Linked DNA regions of Homo sapiens: region 1 is linked to region 2. The links are chromatin contacts, found by Hi-C or POLR2A ChIA-PET in ENCODE. All regions are on one chromosome and are shown on one strand. The core of a region is the stretch at or near the end of the contact, and the rest is flanking DNA. Distances in the headings are between cores, read along the strand shown. Region 1 overlaps JPX (JPX transcript, XIST activator). Region 2 holds the start of JPX (JPX transcript, XIST activator).

Region 1 (2,930 bases), core at 292-2,791, 33 kb after region 2:
ATGTTGGCCAGGCTGGTCTTGAACTCCTGACCTCATGATCCACCCGCCTCGGCCTCCCAAAGTGCTGGGATTACAGACGTGAGCCACTGCGCCCAGCCAATAACGCATCTTAAACATGAAATATCTCCCCATTTATTTTGGTCTTTTAAAATTTTCTTCAACAACATTGTGTAGCTTTCTTTATACAAATCTTGCAGGTGTTTTGTTGAATTATTCCTAAAGATTTAGTCTTTTTGGTGCTATTTTGTATGGAATTGATTTCTTAATTTCATTTTTGGATCATTCATTGCTAGTATGAAAACAGAACAATTTATTATATAGGTTTTTTGTTTTTTTTTTTTTTTTTAGATGGAGTTTTTGCTCTTGTTGCCCAGGCTGGAGTGCAGTGGTGGATATTGGCTCACTGCAACCTCTGTCTTCTGGGTTCAAGCAATTCTCCTGCCTTCTGAGTAGCTAAGTATTACAGGCGCCCACCACCACGCCTGGCTAATTTTTTTGTATTTTTAGTAGAGATGGGATTTCATCACGTTGGCCAGGCTGGTCTTGAACTGCTGACCTCAGGTGATCCACCCACCTCAGCCTTCCAAAGTGCTGGGATTACAGGTGTGAGCCACCGCACCCAGCCTATAGGTTTGTATTCTACAGCCAACTCTTCTCAGAGGAAGTATAGATAGATATGTATACTAACCCATGTATAGCTACATATTTATACACATTTTTATATGTAACTATCGATTTTTTTAAGTTAAATGTGAGTTCATACTGGTATTTCTAACTAATCCATTACCACATGGTTAATTCTAGTCATATCTCCTTGTTTGTCTGTCCTCACTCTCTCACTCCAATAGGAAAGAGCCTGTCTCCTAACATTTACCATTCATTTACATAATTGTACTATCCCATTATACAGGTATAACTGTTTCAGAATTGTTGATTTTTACCCTTACTGGAAACAACTCTATCAACTGGAGTATAATGCTTATGTATAGCTTCTTTTGCATTTAGTCTTACAGACTCCACTTATTAATGGTGAGAGACTGGACATACTGCTCAGATCGGGAACAATGCAAAGATGTCCTCTCTCACCACTCCTAATACAAGAAAAGGAAATATAGACTGGAAGGGAAAAAATAAATCTTTATTTGTAGATTATAAGATTGTCTACATAGACGTTTTTAGAGCATCTCCAGAAACCTAGAACTAACAAATGGGAGTAAGAAGGACACAAGGTATTACAGTTACTTTTCATTTTCTGTTAGTTTTGGCATCTCATATTTAAGTCTGGTTTTCAAGATTGCATTCTTTTCAGATGGTATTTTTTTCTTTGTTTTTGTATACATTATAATGTTGAGAGTCAAACATATAAAGTAGTAGATACTGAGGTATATATATGTATTTTCTTTGCGATAAGCACACCTTTCCTTCATCTAGGCTATTAGCGTGGAGGTTTTTGTGAAATTAGTCAGGAGTTGGTCTGGGATTGAAGTTTTGTTGTTACCATGGTTACTCTCTGTGTATCAGAAACTTCAAACCCTATAATGATACCTTGTTTTTGTGTCCTTGTTTGGCGTGGGTTTTCACCTTTTCACTCTTCTCTAGAGAAGGCCTGTGGTTTTCAGCTTTCCCCTGTGCATTACTTTAATTTTATTTGATGTTTAGTCTGTGGTTGGGGCGAAAAAGAGGCATGTTCTCTAATGTTCTAATTTAAACTCAGTCTTAAGTAGGCACTGTGAATCTGGGTCTTGTGGGTGTGGCTGTCATAAGTCTTTCTTTTCCAGTCAATGCCTAGTATTTATTCCCATTCCTCCCCTATGGCTAAAGCTTTATGTGTTCCTTACCTCCTTACCCAGCCCCTGTTGCTTCCACTCCAGGGTGTCCCTGCAAATTGCTCTAAGGTTTTTGCTTCTTAGGCGAGATAGGAGACGGGCCTCTGGGGAATTTTGGTCTGCTTTATATTCCCTTCCACTGCTTCATGATCTTTTCTGTAAATGAAGAACTTTTTTTGGTGGGGCGTGGTGGTTCACGCCTGTAATCCCATCACTTTGGGAGGCCGAGGCGGGCGGATCACCTGAGGTCAGGAGTTTGAGACCAGCCTGACCAACATGGAGAAACCCTGTCTCTACTTAAAATACAAAATTAGCTGGGTGTGGTGGTGCATGCCTGTAATCCCAGCTACTCAGAAGGCTGAGGCAGGAGAGTCACTTGAACCCGGGAGGTGGAGGTTGCGGTGAGCCGAGATCGCGCCATTGCACTCCAGCCTGGGCAACAAGAGCGAAACTTTTTTTTTTTTTAAGAAAGGTAGATTGGGGCAGATTTTCAGCCATAGCTGCTACTCCTTTCCCCCAGATAGTACCAAAGGGGTCTTTCTCTGTGATCTCTGATCTTTCCTGTGGCTTCCTATTGATAACAGCTGCAGGTGGCTGCAACCCCACCCCCATATTTGAAACCTGAGGGGATTCCTATTCTCAGGCCAGCCCACACTTGGCCTTTAGCAATTTATTGTAATTTCTAGTTAAATCTTTCTACCTGCTTTTATATTGATTTTCATGGCATTTGTCCCAGTAATCAAATGCTCAGATTCTGTTTTCCCCTGCAGGCACCTACCATTTTTTTAGATTTCTGTATTTTTTTTTTTCCTGTAACTTCAGTTCTCTGATAGGGTCAAGAAAATCATAACTTTGCTTTTGTCAAGCCTTTTCTAAGTGAGGTAGTGATGTTGTTTCTAGTGCCCTATATATTTGAGATTTGTTGTCTTTGTTATTTTTGTTTATTTCTGTTTCTTATTTTTTCTTCTGTATCATTTGAACATTTTTTAGTATTTTATTTTATTTATTTATTTTTTTTTGAGATGGAGTTTCGCTCTTGTCGCCCAGGCTGGAATGCAGTGGTGTGATCCCAGCTCACTGCAACCTCCGCCTCCCGGGTTCAAG
Region 2 (2,948 bases), core at 372-2,871:
TTTGAGGGTGACGATATCAAAATAAAGACAGAAAAGTAATGATGCAAATGAATAGAATAAGAGGTGTTCTATGTGGGGGTCTCGTAGAAAACCAGAGACAACATTAGTGCATAGAGAGAAACTATAGCTTTGGAAAGGGATTAGGACCTCTAAAGTGTCTTTTCCTTACCGGTGAAGCACAAGCCTTCCCCCAGAAACCTGCACCACTCACACATAATGCTTCACAAACAAGTTTTGGCCTCGGTTTTTTCATACTTTTGGGGCTGGTATCCAGCTAGTGTATTTTCCCTCATGGAGCGGGAACAACAGAGATAAAGGTTTTGATAAATATAGAGGCCTCTTAGAAGTGTCAGGACTGAATCTAAAAGAGCTGAATCTAAAAGAAGAGGGAGGCTGGGTGCGGTGGCTCACGCCTATAATACCAGCACTTTGGGAGGCTGAGGCGGGTGGATCACTTGAGGTCAGGAGTGCAAGACCAGCCTGGCCATGATGGTGAGACCCCCGTCTCTAGTAAAAATTAGCTGGACATGGTGGCAGATGCCTGTAATCCCAGCTACTTAGGAGGCTGAGGCTGGAGAATCGCTTGAACCCAGGAGGCGGAGGTAGCACCGAGCCAAGATCGCGCCACTGCACTCCAGCCTGGGCGACAGAGCAAGACTCCGTCTCAAAAAAATAAAACAAAAATAAATAAAAGAAGAGGGAAGATGGAAGGACTTTTAGGCTCAAGAGCAGCATCTCAACTCTTTTTTTTTTTTTTTTTTTTTGAGACGGAGTCTGGCACGGTCGCCCAGGCTGGAATGCAGCAGCACGATCTCAGCTCACTGCAACCTCCGCCTCCCGGGTTCAAGCGATTCTCCCACCTCAGCCTCCCAAGTAGCTGGGATTACACTGAGATTACAGGCAAGCGCCACCACACCTGGCTACCAACTCTTTTATGAAGACTCTTTTGTTTACAGAATTAAAGGAAGCACCTTGTTCTGAATCCAGTTTTGCCATTGACGGACTCACTGTATGACTAGGCCAAAACCCTCTGGTTTCTGTTTTCCCATTAGTTGGTTGAAGTACATACACCCTCATCTATCGGAACACGGGGCTTAGTAAAGTGAAAAGAAGTAGGTTCTAGCTCATTCTAGCACTTTTGGAAAATTGGGTCACCTCTTTGGGCCTTAATTTCGTCATCTATAAAACAGGAAAAAATCAGTCCTCAGCTTACCTGATGTTGCAATGACTTAGTGAGATAACAGAAGTGAATGGCAGCTTTGTCTATCATACTTGTGAGGTAAAGTTAATGAGAGTGAGAGATCTGGAAATAGGGAAGAAAGAAAGGAGTCGAGGCAAAGCTAAAAGAAATTTGGGTTGGGAAAGGAAAAAAGAAATGAAGAGAAAGAAAAAGGAAAAGGGAATTTCAAAAGAGATAAAGGCTGTGAGAGGAAGTGCAACAGGTCAGGAAACTGGGGGAGGGTCCACGGCAACGGCTGCGGCACGGCAACGGCTGCGGCACGGCAACGGCTGGGGCACGGCAACGGCTGGTGCATGTTGCCGGCGGAGGCATTTAGGTAGTGCACGACGGCTGGGCGCCGGGCCTGTTTGGCTGTGACGCCCACCCCCGGCTTTCATCCGCCTATGCCCTAGGGCTAGTGGAAGACTTAAGATGGCGGCGTTTGCACGGAGTGCAATCACTGCGTCCTTACGGGGGTTGCAAGGCGTCCGAAGTATGAGTCCACTAACAAAAGTCCAGAAACTCGCCAGTTAATAGTATTGTGGTGAGTGATGAGCCTCACGTTGGCTAGAGAAGTGGCCGTTAGCGAGGCTACACACTTTGGGATCGCGTGGCCTGAGTCGGGGGAGTAACCGGCCTGTATTCCATTTTTCTCTCTCCAGTCTCTTCAAAATATCGGAGAATAATTTCTTTCTCGCTGATCGCCTAACTTCTACTGACGAAGCTTGGAAGTTGCAGAAGGTAGCTCCTAGGAGGGATATATGGGTCGTTCTTTCCTTTTTCCTTATTTAAATGGGTTTTTATTGACACCATGTCGCGCCAAAATGGATTCCATCTCCTCAGAGCTTTCCTAGGAACAGCCTAACCTCTTGGGCCTAACTTTATTTTTTTTTTGTTCTGCCTTTCATGTCCAGACTTATTAGTTTTAATTAATTTGTTTGTAACGTATTCATTATGCACTAGATTAAACAATTTTTTTCTGTGCCCACTATACCCCAAATGTGGAGTTTTGGGCAAAAACTTAACATTTGTTCTTGAAGCATCTCAGAGGTGTGTGTGTGTGTGTGTAATCTTTGGGGGACTTACATTGCCAGGTTGATTACTCACTAAGAAAAGAGCTAGATTTCCTGTTTTCAAATCTGTTGGCGAAATTAAGTTTATGTTAAGCATAGCATGTTTACTATATATATGGGGAAGACAGTTAAGAGTGACATCTAATATGTTGTTAAATGCTTATGTGATTAAAGTAAATTTCATGCATTACCGCGGAGTATGAATTGCTGCAACCTTTTAGAAAAGAATCTGGCAATATTTAGGGAAATAAAAAATACAGATATCACTTGAACAAAAACTGGAATTCAAAAGTCTGACTTTTAAGAATCTATCCTACAGAAATAAAAGTACCAGTATATAATGACGCATGAACAAGGATACTTTTGTACTATTTTGTTCTTGTGACAACTGGAAACAACCTGTGTATCCATCAATAGGAGAATGTTTGAGTAAATTTTGGTACATAAATATTATGAAATATTTTGACTTTTGACCTAGAGAATCTTATGATGGATGGTTATGTGAGAAAAGTAAGTTGCAGAATAGTCTAGTATGAGTCCTTTTTTTTTTTTGATGGGGTGATGAAGGAATGCAAGATTAACTTCTTTATCTTTTGGAGGAGACGTTAAATATATTATGAAATACTTAAGACATATACAGATATACAAGGAATAAT

Evidence for each region. A loop is a pair of places that touch in the nucleus more often than their neighbours do. ChIA-PET counts read pairs that join two places held with the same protein, here RNA polymerase II (POLR2A). Pooled maps may share reads with other maps.
Region 1: a loop to region 2 is called in a map of CD8-positive, alpha-beta T cell, with 5 times the contacts of the local background. The contact joins the enhancer-like site here to the promoter of JPX in region 2. A Hi-C loop is called at or near these places in 10 of 168 maps with a recorded cell type or tissue (CD4-positive, alpha-beta T cell, CD4-positive, alpha-beta memory T cell, CD8-positive, alpha-beta T cell and 4 more), 11 of 37 single-sample maps with no recorded cell type and 14 of 50 pooled maps. POLR2A ChIA-PET finds 5 or more read pairs at or near these places in 12 of 52 experiments (A673, CD4-positive, alpha-beta T cell, CD4-positive, alpha-beta memory T cell and 7 more).

Annotation. Positions count from the first base shown.
Region 1 is chrX:73,976,115-73,979,044 of GRCh38, forward strand. The region is part of intron 2 of JPX (JPX transcript, XIST activator); the gene reads left to right. Among named protein-coding and RNA genes, the nearest start is that of JPX, 33 kb to the left of the region's middle. RefSeq lists an enhancer at 1,476-2,035. Within about 2 kb of position 1,542, at least 2 of the 41 ENCODE cell types and tissues checked have a DNase peak (open chromatin) inside an H3K27ac peak, as active enhancers do; they include CD4-positive, alpha-beta T cell and CD8-positive, alpha-beta T cell, where a contact is called at or near this core.
Region 2 is chrX:73,942,703-73,945,650 of GRCh38, forward strand. It overlaps JPX (JPX transcript, XIST activator), which reads left to right and starts at 1,622. Exons shown (of 5, transcript NR_024582.1): 1 at 1,622-1,763; 2 at 1,882-1,960. RefSeq lists an enhancer at 1,647-1,746.